2 separate regions of the Homo sapiens genome follow, and region 1 is linked to region 2. Evidence: read pairs that join two places in POLR2A ChIA-PET (ENCODE). Cell type or tissue: PC-9. All regions are shown on one strand. Each heading gives the region's core, and the rest is flanking DNA. Links, peaks and the distances in the headings are about the cores only.

Evidence for each region. ChIA-PET counts read pairs that join two places held together with the same protein. Peaks named below come from ENCODE experiments on the same cell type or tissue, not always from the same donor. Only the 100,000 strongest peaks of a DNase experiment are listed, where the experiment ranks them.
Region 1: POLR2A ChIA-PET joins it to region 2 with 12 read pairs; 3 of 35 experiments call an interaction of 5 or more read pairs at or near these places.

The regions. Positions count from the first base shown.
Region 1 is chr5:72,159,483-72,168,299 of GRCh38, reverse strand. All of the region lies in intron 2 of MAP1B (microtubule associated protein 1B), which reads right to left. Among named protein-coding and RNA genes, the nearest start is that of MIR4803, 5.6 kb to the left of the region's middle. In PC-9, for the core only: no CTCF peak of the experiment used is centred there; no DNase peak of the experiment used is centred there.
Region 2 is chr5:72,243,385-72,252,201 of GRCh38, reverse strand. The region is part of intron 4 of MRPS27 (mitochondrial ribosomal protein S27); the gene reads left to right. Among named protein-coding and RNA genes, the nearest start is that of MRPS27, 72 kb to the left of the region's middle. RefSeq lists a silencer at 6,906-7,200. In PC-9, for the core only: a CTCF peak has its summit at 7,175; a DNase peak (open chromatin) is centred at 3,631; H3K4me3 peaks cover 369 bases; H3K27ac peaks cover 2,709 bases.

The DNA.
Region 1 (8,817 bases), core at 475-8,474, 84 kb after region 2:
TGAAAGAAAGAACATCTGATTCCTGCCCAGAAAGCAACACTGAACACCTCATTTATTTTGGAGCAGAGGCTGTTGCTGGAGAAGCTGGAAGGTGAGATGGAGCACCCTAAGGTTGCCGAGGGCACCACTGCTCAGTGTAAACTCAGATATCTGGAAAATGCAAGGCTTCAAAGTTAAGGATTGGAAAGGCAGGAGGTGAGCAAGCCTGAGGCCCTCCTCAGCTCAGGGCCTTGGCCAAGCGACAGGAGCTGGACAGGGGCAAGAGCCAAGTGGAGGAGCAGTGCTTTCCGTGCGTCAGCTATCCCTCCAGAGGAGAGTCTAACCACATTCCCGACTCCAGTTCTCTTTATTCTCATAATTCTTAAATGACAGAAGATGATGCCTTAATGTGTTATCTACATCGTTCTGAAAAATACTTGCATTTCCTTCCGTCACATCTAATCAAATTCATTATAAAAGTTCCTGTTTCGTAACTACAAAACTGCTCTAAAGAATGTTACTTTTTTATTTAAAAAAAATGAAGGGTTACTGGGGGAAAGAAAGTCTACTTATCAATACTTCTTTTGACTCCAATGACAAAGTAAAATATATTTCTCATTTCTGGTCCATTCTCTTTCAATATAAAATGTCTGTGCACTCTTGCTTCATTAGACAAAGCATTCCTTTAATATCTTGGTCTGTTTTTATTTGATTTAAAGAATGACAGTTGCAAAAGGATATCTAACGGAACACTAGAGGTACACAGCTTGGCACATACAAAATATTCTGAATGAGTTTTCTTACAGATGGATGATTCTTTTAAGTGGGCTCAGTTGTGTGCTTTCCCCAGTTTGCATCTGAGTCTTGTGGTCAACTGAGAAGTGTCTTGTTCAGAACAGTAGTAGAGAGAGAACCAGCTCATACTGTCTTATTAATATTTTCTGGAAGCTCTGATAATTACTTTGGAGTTTCAACTTAACTTGCTAACTTTCTAGTCCTTGGGGGTAAAATTTTTGCTTCTTGTTTTAAAAAAAATCCAATTAACAAATTGCAACCTATGAGATAGATGCAGTGAAAATCAACCCAAATAGGAAATTCTGCTCAATTATTTTCCATATGACTTGCATGGACCAGGGAGGTGCTGATTTAGCAGAACGCTAAACCATGATGTAAATTTGGATCCCCTGTTTCCCTTTGTTCCTCCTCTCTCTTTTGTAATGTCTGCATTTTGGCATTTCTGCATTGCCTCTTTGGTTTCAGAGCTTTCTCACCGAGCCATTTCCCGTGGAAAAAAAAAAAAAAAAGAAGGAATATAGCAATTAGCATACATTATGTGGCTGTACCAAAAGCTATACTCACAAACATGTCTGCATGACAGACAAGTGGGCTGTGTTTCATCTTGTTTCCTGGACTGCCCCGTCCTGCCCACAGTCTGCCATTTGCCAACGGGAAGAAGCCAGCCCTTCCCTTCCTCCACCATCAGCTTTCCCAGCACTGCGCGCCAGTCAGCTTGCGAGCTCAAAGTACTACTTAATGAGTTTTTAATTCAGTTTTGACTCTGGAACCCAGCCAGCTACTGCTGCCTGGGGCTTGCATTTCCCTTTACACATCCTCGGCGAATAGTCATAAAGACAAGACGCTTCACTGTTGGATTTCTACAGGGAGGATTAGCTCGGCCTCGGGCCTCACATTATCACCAGGTCTTGCTGGCTGCAGACAAAAAAAGGGCTAAAGGGAGTTATCTCACAGAGCCAGGGGGAGAATCAGGAAGACACCTCTGAGTGCTGGGAAGCTGCTGTCTCGACCTCTCTAGGGAGTGAACACTGCTGTTATCAGTGGGCCACAGTTCAGTGAGAACTAGACTACACGGAATATTTTGGAGGCCAAATTTACATGCATTTTTACAAACAGATGCCCATCGTGTACCGGGATCCTGGAATACTCCTCTCCACCAAGGTTCCAGTGGCCACTTCTTTCTCTCCCCAGAGGCTGGAAAGGGGTCTGCACACTGCCCTTACCTCCCTGGATTCTGTTGACGATCATGAAATCAGTGCTGCTTAGGGAGGCTCTGTACAAGCCACAGAAGCTATTACTCTAGGAGAAAATGTTGAGAAAACTCTCTGAGGCTTAAAGTGCTGGGATATACCTTGTACATGATGTAGTTTCTCCTACATTTGCCAAACCACAGCTAGCATATTACAGGGTAAAATTTCAGGGCCTGGGACTTGCAGCCAGAAGACCTGGGTTTAAGTCCTCTTGCCACTAGTGTCATTTGGAGCAAGTAACACTGAGCCCTGTCTATTAAATGGGGATAATAATAATGCCTACCCTAAGAGTTGTTGTGAGGGTAGAACATGATGGGATCTCAGAGCTACTGAAATGTTTGCTATCACTAGGATTTCTCCCTTCTAGTCTATCTGGTTCTACAGTTAGGCTTTGTAGCTTGCTCTGTCACAGCACATAGCATGCTCTATCACGGTGTCTCCCAACATGCAGTACATGTTCTACTGGCAGTATGCAAGATTGGGGTGATACACTTATGAGCTTTTTCACATTTTAATAGTAATGCATATTTTATATGTAATGAATATGTTTATGGTTATATGGCACTGCTTTTTCATCTAGGGTAGTGATATAGTCCTGTTCAATAAATGGCTAAGTGAACTAATGATCATTACATCCCATCCTCTTATTTAGTGGATGGGAAAACTGAGCCCAAGAGGTCATGTGACTTGCCCAAGGTCCTGTTCCTGGTTTTTGGCCAGGAACAGGACTGTTGGTTGTTCTTGGTTCTTCCTCCTGGCCACAGACTCCTTCGGACCATTGAATCCCCTAAGTAACATCTCTATTCTATTAGCGTTTTAACCAACTGATGTACAACATTTTAAATTCCGATTTATTTTAGATTCTGGGTCTGTGGACTTGACGTATATTCTATGACTTAAGTATCTATTCATTCATTCATTGATTTGACAAATATATATTAGGAACTTCCTATATGCCAGGTCCTGGAGATAGTGGTCAGCAAGACTTCCATTCTAGTAGGGGCAGAGGAGCAAAAATAAACAAATAATTAAGACAATTATCAGACAATGATTGGCAAAGAATTAAAATATGGACATGTGAAAAAAAGCAAATTGGGTGACTATATTTTGACCAGGGGACCAAGAAAGATTAAGGTCAAGGAATCCACTACAAATTAGCTGACAAAATTACCTTTTATTTGTAAAGTGTAGGCTTCAGTGGGTCCTGTACTTTGGTTTTAGCCTTTCAAAGTTCTCATGGTATTAAAATAGCAACAGTAGGGCACTGTATCATACAAGACATATATGTCCAATTGCTAACAGGTAAACCCAGTTGAAAAGAGGGAAAAAAACAAGGAAGAAAGGAAAGAGACTCTTCCAAGAAAAATACTCATTCATGGGTAAATATCACCTATGAATAGAGATAAAACCCCCTAACAAATAAATATTAAAATTGTTTGAACAAAATACCCTTGCAAGTAAAAACACGCAGGGAAAGCAATGTTCACCCAGCGGACTGAGAGCTCTTCTGTTTAAGACCACAAGCCTTACCCTGTCCCTGAGGATATGCAGAGGAGCTGGAACTGAGGTCCCACCCACCTCAGAATGGATGTCTTAGTTAATTACTGAAGGCAACTGCGCTGGTTCCCTGGTTACCCTGCACATGATTTCCATGATCCTTTGCCACTGTCATATCAGGCATGAGCTCTACAACTCAGACAAGAAAGCTGGCACCAGCAAAGAGATGAGTTGGCAACATTACCAGGGAAACAGTTCCCATCCAGCCCATCATCAGCCCCTTTTTAAACTGTAAGAAGAGACCCAGAGAATAGCCAAATTAGTGTCATTCAATGAAGGAACCACTGCTCTTCAACTCAAGATGCCCCCAAAATTCTGATGCTAAAAATAAATTTCATACCACAGATGATGTCACCCTTGTCACAGTCCTGGCCTAGATTATCAACACCCTCACCTGAACTATGAAACAATGCCTCCTACCTTGTGAAAACCCTGGGAACCAGGTCTCTGGGATGAAATGATGCAGTCCAATTAGAAGTCTTATAGCAGGCTGGGCGTGGCAGCTCATGCCTGTAATCCCAGCAGTTTGAGAGGCCAAGACAGGAGGATCACTTGAACCCAGGAGCTCAAGACCAGCCTGGGCAACATAACAAGACTCTGCCTCTACAAAAAATTAGCCAGGTGTGGTGGTACATGTCCCAAGTACTTGTCCTAGCTACTTGGGATGTTGAGGTGGGAGGATCACTTGAGCCTGGAGGTCAAGGCTGCAGTTAGCCCTGATTGTGCCACTGTACTCCAGTCTGGGTGACAGAGCAAGACCCTGTCTCAAAAAAAAAAAAAAAAAAAAAGAAAAAAAAAAAAAGAGAGAGAGAGAAAGAAAGAAAAGAAAAAAGAAAAAAGTCATATAGCCTGTAACACAGGGTTACAGAAATATGAATTTATATGGATCTATTCCAAACCTCTGTTTTACAGATGAAGACATTAAGGTTCAGAAAGGCTAAGTGACTTGTCCGAAGTCACACAGCAAGATAATGGCAGAGCCAGGAGTAATGTGCAGGTATCCACACATTCACCCTCCCCAAAGCAAGAGGCTGAGGTTGCTCCCACAGGACCTCATGCCCTTACAGCTCTATGATCCCGACACCTCCTTCCTATATCCATACTTTATCCCACACCAAATGGAAGCATTCTATTAAATGAGCTCATCTCAAGTGGCAAAAAAAGTATCTGATTCCTAATCTAGACATGACTCAGATTCCTTATTGGAAGCACAGATGGGCTGCAAGAGAAGCAGTTTAAGCTCAATTCTTAGGTTACCTATTTGGGTCAATGATGGTAAAAGCATGGAATCTCATCCAGTTGGCTACAAATGTTGGGCTAGAGGCAATCACACATCCTCCCTTCTTTTGGAAAAGAAATAGACTAGGAAACATAACTGCCTTATTTACAAAGCTATCTAGAGTCAGAGAACTCTTCACACAGTATGTCCAGTGAGTCTTCTCTCCTTAGGTTTCTCTATATTTTTCTTTCTTTTTTTTTTTTTTTTTTTTTGAGATGGAGTCTCATTCTGTCACCCAGGCTGGAGTTCAGTGGCGTGATATTGGCTCACCACAACCTCCACCTCCCAGGTTCAAGCAATTCTCCTGCCTCAGTCTCCCAAGTAGCTGGGACTATAGGCACGCACCACCATGCCCAGCTAATTTTTGTATTTTTAGGACAGACAGGGTGTCACTATGTTGGCCAGGCTGGTCTCGATCTCCTGACTTCGTGATCTGCCCACCTCAGCCTCCCAAAGTGCTGGGATTACAGGCGTGAGCCCCCACACCCAGCCGAGGCTCCTCTATATTTTTCTTTCACAGAGACCCCTCATGACAAACTTTAAATGATGAGTGAAATGAAAATCCCCACAAGTGCACTGGAAGGCTTCAAGCCAGGTGGCATAATCACTCCTGAGCAACACTCACTGTGCTGGAATTAATATTCTGCCCGCATGCATTCATAAAACTTAAAGGACTCAAAGTGGAAGAGAAAGTGTTTTTTTAATGATGATGGTTTAACATTTACCAAGTCCCTACTATGTTGGGTCCCGCACAATGTGTGTAAGCAGCAAAGACCCTGGACTCCACCGAGGTGACAGAATTTAAGCAAGGAAGCAAAACCCATGTGAACATCTTTATTTTTTTTTAGAAATATTTCATAAGCGCTAACATAAAATGATACCTGTAACTGCAGGGAGCAGGTAGTAAGCTTTTTATAGGGAGCTTTTTCCTTTTGTGTTTTTGTTAACTTTCTTTTTCAGGATGTCTTTCGTTTTCTTAAAACCATTTTATTTCATCTTTCCTCCAAGAAGTAAGAGAAGAAGGAGAAAAAAAAAAGATGCCCCCCCAGTCATGTTACAGCCCTTACATCGAAGATTTTTCAAGTTAATCACTTTGAAAATATCTCAGAGGGAATGAAAAGGTCTTTCAATTGTCACACTGACAGTGACTTTTACTTTTACAGGATAAAAATATTTCTGCCATTATTTTGGTTCTTTCCTTTCTCCCCAGCTCAGACACTCATCTCTCGCCAATCACACCCACTTTGCTAGTGGCATGACTTAATCCTTCATCACAGAATGTTAGGTTGCACGCAGCACTGAGTTCAGTCCCCTGCCTGGCATGGCGTGATGTGTCTGCAGTGCTGTCTTGGACTTGAAGGTCCTTTTCACTCTCTGGTGATGATAACTTAGTACTAGCTCTTCATAAGGTTTCTGAACTGGCTGTCAATTCTGTTTTTTTCTTTTCTTTCTTTCTTTCTTTCTTTTTTTTTTTTTTTTTTTTGAGACGGAATTTCGCTTTGTCACCCAGGCTGTAGTGTAGTGGCGCGATCTCGGCTCACTGCAACCTCCGCCTCCCGGGTTCAAGCAATTCTCCTGCCTCAGCCTCCAGAATAGCTGGGATTACAGACGCCCACTACTATGCCTGGCTAATTTTTGTATTTTTAGTAGAGGCAGGGTTTCATCATGTTGGCCAGGCTGGTCTGGAACTCCTGACCTCAAGTGATCTGCCCGCCTCAGCCTCCCAAAGTGCTGGGATTACAGGTGTGAGCCACTGCGCTGAGCCAGCTCTGCTTTTTTTCAACACCTATGTTTTCAGCACACCATCAGCAGAACCTAAGTGTGAGCTGAGGGAGCAGAAGTCCCTTGGGATAGAAAAGACAGGCAGAGGAAGTCAGGAATGCCACTGTGACTCTTCACCAACTGCAACTTCCCTGTCCATCTATCTGCAGAATCCTGGCCATGCAGGGCAAGATGCCCTTTGGGTTGAAAAGAGTCTCACAGAGAGCAGTATTTTTCATTTGTTTGTCCTTTCATTGGCACACCAGCACTAGTACTATTATTCATATGAGCCACAATAGCCACCATGTATTGACTGCTTATTATGTATTGTTTGAGTATTATTATGACATTGATTCCATTTCTCAATGGCAGCTGTATGACTGACTTCACTGTACACATGGAAAACCAGGGTATAGAGAGATTAAGTGATTGATCCAAAGCCAGGTGGCTTGTGAGTGCCAAAGTTGTGACTCAAACCCACATGCATCTGGCATGGAGGCTCATCTTCTCTCTCTGTCCCCTGAGTACCACTGAGTCAAACACCCTGGCTGACTCAGGGTTGCACTCTTCTCAGTCCCCTGGCCTGGGATCTTTGAAGGTGGATGTACCAGAATCTTAAGGAGAAACAACATGTTCTCCCCAGGCCCAGGGGTACCATTCACTAGTCATATGATGTAAATGGTGTACACTGGAGTTAGGCAACTGAATTGTACTATGTTCTGGGGTCTTTCTAGCCTATGAAATCCCCAGCTCTCTCTGGGCCTAAGTCTAGACCCTCTCATTCATCCAGGTAACACTTTGAGGCCCCTGACCAATGAACTGTCACTTATTTCCATGGTCAGTCTAGCTTGCTCTTGAAGCTCTCCAGAGACAAAGAAGCCTGTAGCAAATCACAATGAGGATTCTGGTCCCTGAGGTGGAGAGGGTGGGAGCCCCACTGTTTGCCCTAGTCTCTACTTTCTGTAGATTAGGAGATTTCAAAGACTAATCAAAGATTAGTCTTCTTTGATGTTGCCTATATATCTGTCTCAAGGAATGGAACTAGCTCTGTTCATTCTTCAGTAGGCTTAAAATGATATACGGTAGAATAAAATGATGACATCATGAGGCTACTGACTTGATATAAACAGAAGACACCATGGAACAACCAACCACAGGAACATTCATGAACCCTCCCACCTAAAGGGACTGCAAAAAATAAGGCTCATTTCTAAACAATGTAATCAGCCAGGCTATTCCCAGCCTACACTCATTTCCTAGACAATAGTCACACAGTTGTTTAAATAACATCAGCTATTTCAAGCCTGGCAAAATAAATACAGGCTCACAGAAAAGTATAATTTGTAGTAAAAGACCTAATACCATTGCTCTTGATCAAAGATGTGATTCCTTTTTCAGAGTCTTTTCCAAAACGGAATGAATACAGAAAGTTTTTTTGGTTTGGATTTTTTTTTTTTTTTAAGTTTCCAACATACAGCTGAAAACTGCCCTTTATTCTCGGTCCCTGATCCATAATAACATCCTCCCTCCTACCTTCTGATTCCCATTTATGCTCAAAGTGAAAATGGAAATACAAAAAAAGGGGAAGAAGATAAAGGAATGGCTGAAACTTCTTCCCTTGCTCAGTTTGAAAACACATTTTTACCCTCCTCCATACAAACTAAAAGAGTCATCACATTTTAGCTCTACAAGACGCTGGAGGAAGACAAGGCATAGAGAAGGAGCTAGTTGGGTGTGATTCTGATGAAGCCCCCACTCTTTACCAGGTGAACGTATTATTTCGTGTGGCTGGAGGCTGCATGTACTCAACAACCATGAGTAAGGCCTGGATCTCACACTATTCTGTCATGGAAAGTCATTTCCTTTAAAACTGAACTCAGACTCAAATGTGAACTTGGTATGAAGCTCCTAGTTCCTGTAGGGCCTCTGAAATCTTCACTGAATTTTCACAAATGTTTCTTTATTTTCATCATTGAATGCCTTGAAGGCTGCCTGCCTCTAAAATCTATCAACGCCAATGTTTTATGGCCATTAAGAGATTCTAGAAGGCACTTCTTCCTCCAGGGCATAAGTTAAATCACTGGTATAATGGTGTTTATCAACAATACAACAGCAGATGGTCAACTTAAACAGATATTTGTACATACACAGCCAAGCTTGAAGATGGCCCAGTGTTTACTTGCTAGTCCACAGGAA
Region 2 (8,817 bases), core at 401-8,400:
CAAAAGCTGTGGTCACTATAGCAACAGCTCACCCTTGTCTTTCCTTTTTTGAGCCTGTCTTAAATCAGAATCCTAAAACAGAGTTATTATTGGTTATTTGTACCCATAATTTTTTTTCAACATGAGAAAAACTATTGTATATTTGTTGTTCATAGATATTCTCTTAGCTTAGTGGCCTTTGTTTTCATGTGACTGCTGTCAGCTGCTCTTTCCAAGTTGTCTGAAAGAGCTGATGGTTCCATTTAGGTTGGGAGCAGGAACAGGTGCTTTCAGCCTTAAACTCCTTTCAGGTTGCCAGTGGTGGGCACGTGATGGAAAAGGGGGTTCTTAGAAACAAAGCTGGGTCAGTGGCTTGCTCAGCAGCAAATGCTTTGCTTTAGTTGGTGTTTTCCTTTATTTCCCAGCCTTGGATGGGTGGCATGTTCTACACAAATAACTACTTTCTTCTTCTGAGCTCTTGCCCCAACCACAGATCCAAGCCATGAGCAGCACTTAGCAGCTTCTCTTTTCAGTAGTTCGGTTTATCCTCCATAGGCATCCACACTCCTTAGCTGTCTACCTCAACCAGAGGCTAGTGGGCACTGAGCTGACACAAAGCTCAAGGTATAAACCCCATTGTATTATAAGAGTGCTTTGCTAATCTTGTGGAAACCAGTATAATCCCCATTGTATTATAACAGTGCCTTGCCAAGCATGTGGAAAGCAGTCCAAGAGCAAAACATGATAGGTAAATTGACTCCTCCTTAGGTCATCCCCTTGCTTCTCCTTCCTAGACCTTTTTCTGTCATAAATAAGATCAGAAACCCTGCCACCAGTCATCAGCCTGACTGGCAAAACTTTGCTGGTTGGCTTTGGGCCTCTGTGATTGTAAAAAGCCTCTCTGTTGTCCCCTTTCCTTCACCTTCCAGCTCCTCATTTGAGACTGTCTTGAGAGGAATGAGAGGGCAAAGGATTCTTTACCCTCTTACTGACCCAGTTCTTCCTACTGTATTCCATCCCCTCTGGCTAATGGCAGTCAGGTCTTTGCTGCACACAGGTACCCAGCGCTCTGCAAGTCACCTGCCGTGTGGATGGTAATAATCATAAGAGTTCATACTTAACTCAGTGGCCCTTAGAATGAGGCTGCTGCTGACTGCTCTGTCCAAGTTGTCTGAAAGCACCATGTGCCAGGCATTTTAATTTTACATGTTTTATCTCTTTAATCTTCATATCAATCTAGAGTTTTACCAGATAAACTGGATATAACTTTTACCGGTTAGAATCCTGAATCCATTTTAGAATCAGTTTCCTGAGGTTCTAACATAGGAGAAGTTCTCTCTGATGCTGATATCTTAACTACCTCTCTACTACCAAAGACAGTTATGCCTGTGATCTCGCCACTGCACTCCAGCCTGGGTGACAGAGTGAGACCTTGTCTTTAAAAATATATATTTTAGTATTGCTTGTATATGTGCATATTTTTACTGTGTTTGGTTCCAAAAAGAATTATAAGCCGGCAAAATGCCTAAATAGCTCCTATGTGATTTTCATAATAACCCAGTGATTAAGGTATTATCATCTCTATTTTAAAAATGATAAAACTGATTCTTAGGTTAAATGACTCAGTTAGTGAGTCGGGGCTGGGTTCTAATCAAACACAGAGCAGCACTTTGTCAGAGATTTACCTGGTGGCAGTGCAATTAGTTTTCACAGTGAAAGTGGCATCGAGTCCTCTCTCATGTCTGTGATAACAGTAATTTTGTCACTTCTTTCCCTACTCTTCTGCCCCTGGAGAAGCAGCATTACTGTGGTTTGGTTCAGTTCTCTATCAGACAGGCCCTTGAATGCAGAGTCAAAAAGTCATGCACCTTGAAAAACTCAACACAGAACATATCCCTAAGTAGTAAAAGTATAACATGAGAATGATGGACACCAACTTTCTTGTTCTAGAAAGTGAGAGAAGCAGGGTACAACATTATCTCTAACATTTTTATTTCTTAAATATACCCAAGGAAACAAAAAAGACAGACTATTGGGAAGAAGAGAGAAAAGTTGGATTTATTTTCCTATTGAGAGCCAGTTTTTCAAAATTTATTATCAGGGTGTTATGAAATAATCAGTGTTATATACATGGGAAATTACCTATGATGCTTATAAATTAACCTTCTAAACTTGTTATCAATGCTCAAAAAATACTTGGAGTTTTTTTGTTATTTTTGTTTTTTTGTTTTTTGTTTTTGAGATGGAGTCTCGTTCTGTCGCCCAGGCTGGAGTGCAGTGGCGTGATCTCAGCTTACTGCAAGCTCCGCCTCCCAGGTTCACTCCATTCTCCTGCCTCAGCCTCCCAAGTAGCTGGGACTACAGGCAGCTGCCACCACACTCGGCTAATTTCTTTGTATTGTTTTAGTAGAGACGGGGTTTCACCGTGTTAGCCAGGATGGTCTCTGTCTCCTGACCTCGTGATCCACCCGCCTCGGCCTCCCAAAGTGCTGGGATTACAGGCGTGAACCACTGCGCCCAGCCTGTTTTTGTTTTTTTGAGATGGAGTCTTGCTCTGTCGCCCAGGCTGGAGTGCAGTGGCGCCATCTTGGCTCACTGCAACCTCTGCCTCCCGGGTTCAAGTGATTCTCCTGCCTCAGCCTCCCAAGTAGCTGGGATTACAGGCACGTGCTGCTGCGCCAGGCTAATTTTTGTATTTTTTAGTAGAGACGGGGTTTCACCATTTTGGCCAGGCTGGTCTTGAACTCCTGACCTCAAGTGACCTGCCCGCCTCGGCCTCCCACAGTGCCAGGATTACAGGCGTGAGCCACCACGCGGGGCTGAAAATACTTGTTTTTGATCATCCCAATCTAACCTTATTGAAGGCAAGGAGATGTTTATTCTTCTTTGTCTCTTAGTGCCCAGCATAATATCCTGATTCATAGTAGGTTGATAAATGATCAAATGCAGAAGAGAGGAGCTTTGACCTCATCAAATGCTCCATTCTGTTGTAATAAGTAATTTCATATAGGTATAGAAGTAGAACTATTCTCTCTGCAGTTTAACATTCAGTTTTGCCTTATTCATGCTTAAAAAATCCCAGCTTTCTTACTTTTTTGCCTAAGATTATTGAAGGAAAAAGTGTATCTGTTCACTAAAGGCTGCATTCATTGTAGCAGCCATGTATATGTGGACAGTCTACTTGCTACCACACTTGAAATTCTGCTTAATGTGCACTCATAAAGGACAAGCTCCCACCCCTTCGAACTCAGTGTAATTGTTCAGTATATGAGCTTGTGGTGTTTAAGAAACTAGGGAGGCAGAGGTATTTTCATAGCTTGTTATCCTCTTCTCTCCCACAAAGTGCAGCCATGATCTGACACATGATCAATGGGCCGAGCCCTTTTTAGGATGCAGAAGATGCTCCCTGTGTCTGTGGATCACAATAGCAAACAATAGCAACTTCTGCAATGATATTTTGCCTCCCTGGTGTTCAAACTTCTTCAGTTAAGCCTGTCTGGAATCTATTTAACTATTATACATCAAAGCTTTTTTTTTTTTTTTTTTTTTTTTTAAATGAAAATGGTGGGGGTGGAACCAGAGAGGAAAACCTGTATCTTTGCCAAGGAGCCCTCTCTCCTTCCCCTATGACTCATACTTAGGAAAGCTGAGGGACTTTGGAAAGCTGCCTGAGTCACATTGAGGCAGGTCTCCTGGCACTTTCAGACACTTTTTAAATTTTCTCAGGCAGTAAAAGATGTTTTTCAAATTGTTCATTCCCTCTTTCTGGGCCAGCCTAAAAGCTTTTGTTTAGCTAAAGTATGGCTTTTTTATGCAAGATTTGCCAGCCAGAACAGATGAACCCGGAACTTTGTATTTGGTTTATTACTAAAGAAACAGCTCTTTCATATTCAGAATTGTAACTGTTCCTTCTTATGATTGTCATCCTATTAAAAGGAATTGCCTCTGGTACTTAACCTTCCTATGACATGAAGTTTGCATTTGGTCATTGTTAAGAATTTTCTTAGCATATTTTGTTTGTATAATTTCAAATATTCAGTTTTTAAAAATTTGGTTTTTGGTATGAGAGACTAGCTTGAGCTAAATAGAGGAGCTGCCTATTAAATGTATTATAGTCATACTGAGTTTTACTATTTGGCAGCAGAAGAAAGAAAGGTCACCTTAATTTTTCTGTCTTTACATGTAAACAACTAAGGGTTTTTGTTTGTTTGGTGAGTGGTAAAGTAAACCTTTCTAAAAACCAATTGGACTCACAAATAATAAGTCTCAATTTTTAAATATCTTTCCTTTTTAAACTACAAATAGTCATTATGTTCCAAAAACTGTCAAGTAATTTCTTAATATCTCTATGCCCACCCTATCCTACTCCCCTTTTTTTAGAGTTCAACCATTTCTGCTATAGGAATTGCCAGATAACAGAGGTTTGATAAAGTAACAGTATATAAAACAATAATTTATATTATGTAGGAAAATTACTTTGGATGACTTTCTTAGATATAAGATGAATTGCACTGAAATATTTGAGTAGAAAATAAAATGCTTTACTAATGGAGTGATCAATTGCTGAAAATTTTATTTTCTATAAAACTTGATCTTCAGTTATAATGTACTTTAGGGACCTTAAATTTAACTTTAGCTGATTTTATCATTTCACCTTGAAATTTTAGATGCCAATTTGCAGGGCCCACCATTCCCATAATAATAATCTCTGTTGCCTGCCCAAAGTGGGTACCATATGGTGGGGGAATGGAGGCTAGTGGAATAAAGTAAAATCAGCTGTGGACTGAATGGTTGCTCGTTTATCTTTGAGTCTTTATTCACTTGTTTGTATCACTGCCATTTTTCTGGTTTAATAGAAACTTGTATATGACTGATGTTTTAATGAGTAGATATAGGCTTATTGTCTTTTACAGTCATTAAACTTAAGTGCTGGAAGGAGTTCCGGGGGTCTGGTCTAGTCCAGAGTTCAAGTGTATTTTGTTTGGCCCGTAAGCTGTGTTTTTATAAACAGTATAATGAAATCACTTTGCTTGATTGTAATACAAGCAGCTTTGTACCTATTGTCTTACATGATTCATGCATTTATATTAACTGACTGGCCCCTGTAGACAGTTGAGTTTGTGATCCAGATAACCGTACCTCTTCATTTTACAGTTGCAGGAACTGAAACCCTGAAGGATCAAGTGACTTTCCAAAGTTAAACAGCTAGTTCAGGGCAATTCCAGAACTGTTTTACACTGAGTTTATTTTTCTGTTGATTCTGCTCCTAAATTTAGAAGAGATGTTTATTTTTCGCTGTTAGAGACCTTTGTGAAACCACAAAAATGTTTTTTAAAGATGTCCTACAAATAAGTTGAGAGGCAATGGTGGAATAATGAAAGTGAGGGGTCTAATTTAGGTCCTATTGCTAACTATCTTGGGGAAATCATTTTATCTCACTATATACATCAAGATTCCTCCTCTATAAAGTAAAGGAATTAGATTACATAATTTTACGTCACCTAGAACAGGGCTAGTAAATTCTCAATAAATAGTCTAGTGTACAATAGATATTGAAAGTCCCTACCAGCACTAAATTAAAGATTCTCTAATTCAGTATTAACTTTTTGTCTCTCCCTTATCCCCAGTTTACTTGGCCTAGGTTGCTTTCAAAGCCTCTTCCAGGGTTGAAAGGAGTCTGTTTTTTTATTGAATTCCTGTTAGGGAAATTCTTTGAACCCATGTACTCTGGCTTCTGTCCTCAACTTAACGGCTTCACTCTCCTAGCAGCTTGTCTGTTCCCTCAACTTGCATTAAAGAATCCATGTATCATCCTTGATGTATTGTGAGAAGGAACAGTAGGGGGAATAAGTGAGGACTAGGTGGCTTTCCACAATGACCACATACTACTCCACTTCCTCTGCCATCTTTCATCTCCTCCTGCCTTGTACAAAAAAGGCAGCATTTCTTCTTGGCTTCAACTTTATTTTAGCCAGGATACTTCACAACCAGAAGTGAATTACTGTTTCAAATATAAATAATCCTCATGAATTTCAGCATGCATGATGGGTATTTATGCAGTCTTAGCAGGCCGAGTCACTGTTGCCAAATTATCAGGCACCTACTTGAGTCCTTGTTCACTTGTTTGTAGACGCAAAATGATAGATAACTTGTCCCCTGCCTTTTAAGAGCTTAAAAGCTTAATAGAGGAGTCAGTAGAGTTACAGAAATAGAAACTAGCTATGAATTGGATTGTATCACTGGAAGTATGTCCAACCTTCCTTTTGCTACAAACAAAGAATGCCTAGGGATTCAACTTTTTCATGTGTTAGAGAATCAGAATGTTTAAAATACTGAGATGCTTTTCTTCTTTAATAAAAATCTAATTCTTAAGAAATCCTGATTAGTACTGAGCTTCTCTTCCCTCAGAAATACCCCTAAAGAAATCCGTAATCTCACATACAAACACATATAAATCTGCTCAACACTGGCTTAATTCTTTTCTGCTTTTACCCTGGTGTGCTTCATCTCCTGGGCCAGGCTCTTTGCCTGCTCATTTCTTTTGTGGCAGACTTAATCCTGACAACTTCACTAAGCCTAGCATACTCCAGAAATTCTGGTTTTTATTTCTATTCTATTCCTTTGTTTTCCTCCTTTTTTTTCTTTCTCACCTTTCTTTTTCCCAGAATTATTCAAAACCAGTGTTTAATTAATATATGTGATTTTCCTATCTTAATCATTGTATTATTTGTGATTTTGCAGAAATTTTATCTGCAGTTCCTAGCCAAAGCTTTAGGAGACATCAGGAAATGTTTGCATGTATTTAAAACTGGCTCATTTATTGCTCATAAATTTCCTACTCAAAAACCAAAATATTTCGCTTATCTCTGTCCAAACCAAGCCAGTTTCCATAACTTTATATGCTTTTATAAACAGGACTGGTTCCGGGATCCAGTTTTTCTCAACATCCTGCTGTTCCTAGGTAAAGGCCCTCTGTAGCCTAACCTTGGCCTTCAGTAACTGCCTCTCAGTCATGAAGCTGACCTGTGAGCCAGTGTGTGTATAGCTTTAGAGAGGCTGGAGAAGTCTTACCAGCTGCTTCTGGGTGCAGTTTCACTGATAGGTCAGGTGGTGGCCACAAAGCCATTTTCTGCTTTTAGGACCATCTCCAGATGGGCACCTCAGTGATGACTGTAAATACTTGTTTCTTCTCCCATTCTCCCCACAAGTAATCCTCCCTGGTTATCTACACATATTGCTCTTTGGAGGCTGATAAAATAGTGTTCCAGGCTTTAGACAAAGAACACAACTGACTTCATTCTGACTGCCTCCCTTATGTACCATGAAAGTAAGAGAGAGAGAGAGAGAGAGAGCAGCAGAGCTTACAGTCTGTCTATAGGTATTTTTTCTGTATCAGAAAGGGAGAGATGTCATCTTTAAGATAGGAGTTAGGGCTAGGCATGATGAGAGGCCAAGGCAGGAAGATCACTTGAGGCCAGGAGTTTGAGATCAGCCTGGTCAACATAGCAACACTTCCGTCTCTACTTAAAAAAACAAAAAAAAATTGGAATTAAAGGAAATTAGTAGATCAGTGGGTAAAGAATATAGATCACCATGCCTGAGCAAAAGGTAGCTACTCAGTAAATACTTAAATGAAGCAGAAATATGTCTTCTAGACTGAGAGTTAGATCTGGCAAAACAGCAGGCAGATCAGAGAGCAGGGAGAGAGAATAATGTGGTGACATGCATCCTACTTTTGATTGCTTTCTGTTTCATGAGAGGATGTGGATAATAAGAATAACTCTCCTGGAGTAGTTTCTAGTATGTCATATTTATACCAGTGTGTTTCCAGGTGAAATGCTAAGGGCCTCTTTTTTAAGCCCTTGGTCTGACAAATTCAGACTTTGATATCTAACAAGTCCCTCTGTTATCTATCTTCATTTCAAAAAATGTGTTGTTATGCTGCATTTATTTAGCACTCCACATCTGCAAAATTCTATGCCCCTGTTATTCTCTACCAAAAATCTACTTACTCATCACCCTTTTTAGATTAGCAGGCAGGGATTCCAGAAGGTCTAATGACTATATGTAGGGCTCAAAAAAAAAACTACTCACAAGCTGAGTTTTAATTTTTTCAAATTCTTCTGGGAAATTGACAGAATATACATTATAAACCAACCAATAGATGATATTGTGGTGGTTTTATTATCTTATTTGCTTTTCCTCTTACAAAATTAATAACTCTAGATCTGGAAAGGGACCCAAGGAGGTTACCTATATAAAATTTGCTTAAATTGACCAGCAAACCCTGGAGAGGTTGACTACAAAGGGGGCTTATCTTGATTGTGGTCATGATTATGCAACTGGATGCATTTGTCAAAATTCATAGAACTGTAAACTGAACGTATGAATTTTTTTGTTTGTACATTGTATCTCTGTAAACTTGACTTTAATTTTTTAAAAATTAGAACTTTTAAAGAAAGACATTTTTATCTGTATTGTGAAGGTAGATAGTGAATTCGTTGGAAATATTCAAGCCCAATCTGGTTGACTTTTGTTGGCAGGGTGGGAGAGGTGTTTTGGAGGGGACTCTAGCACCTGGTGCTTTTATTTTGTGCAGGCTAAGTGTGTGTATGTGGAAAGTTAAAATTACCTTAAATTCTTTGAGTAAGAATCTGAGATCCCAAGCAGGAAATTTTAACTTATAATACTGATGTTTTTATTATCGATTTCTGTATTAAACCCTGCCCTCTTTTTTTAAGTACTTGACAAAAATATAATAGTCATTAGAAAATTATCTCATCAAAATTTGATTTTATTTGTGGTAGTTGAGGGCAACTAATAATTGTTAGTTTTGAA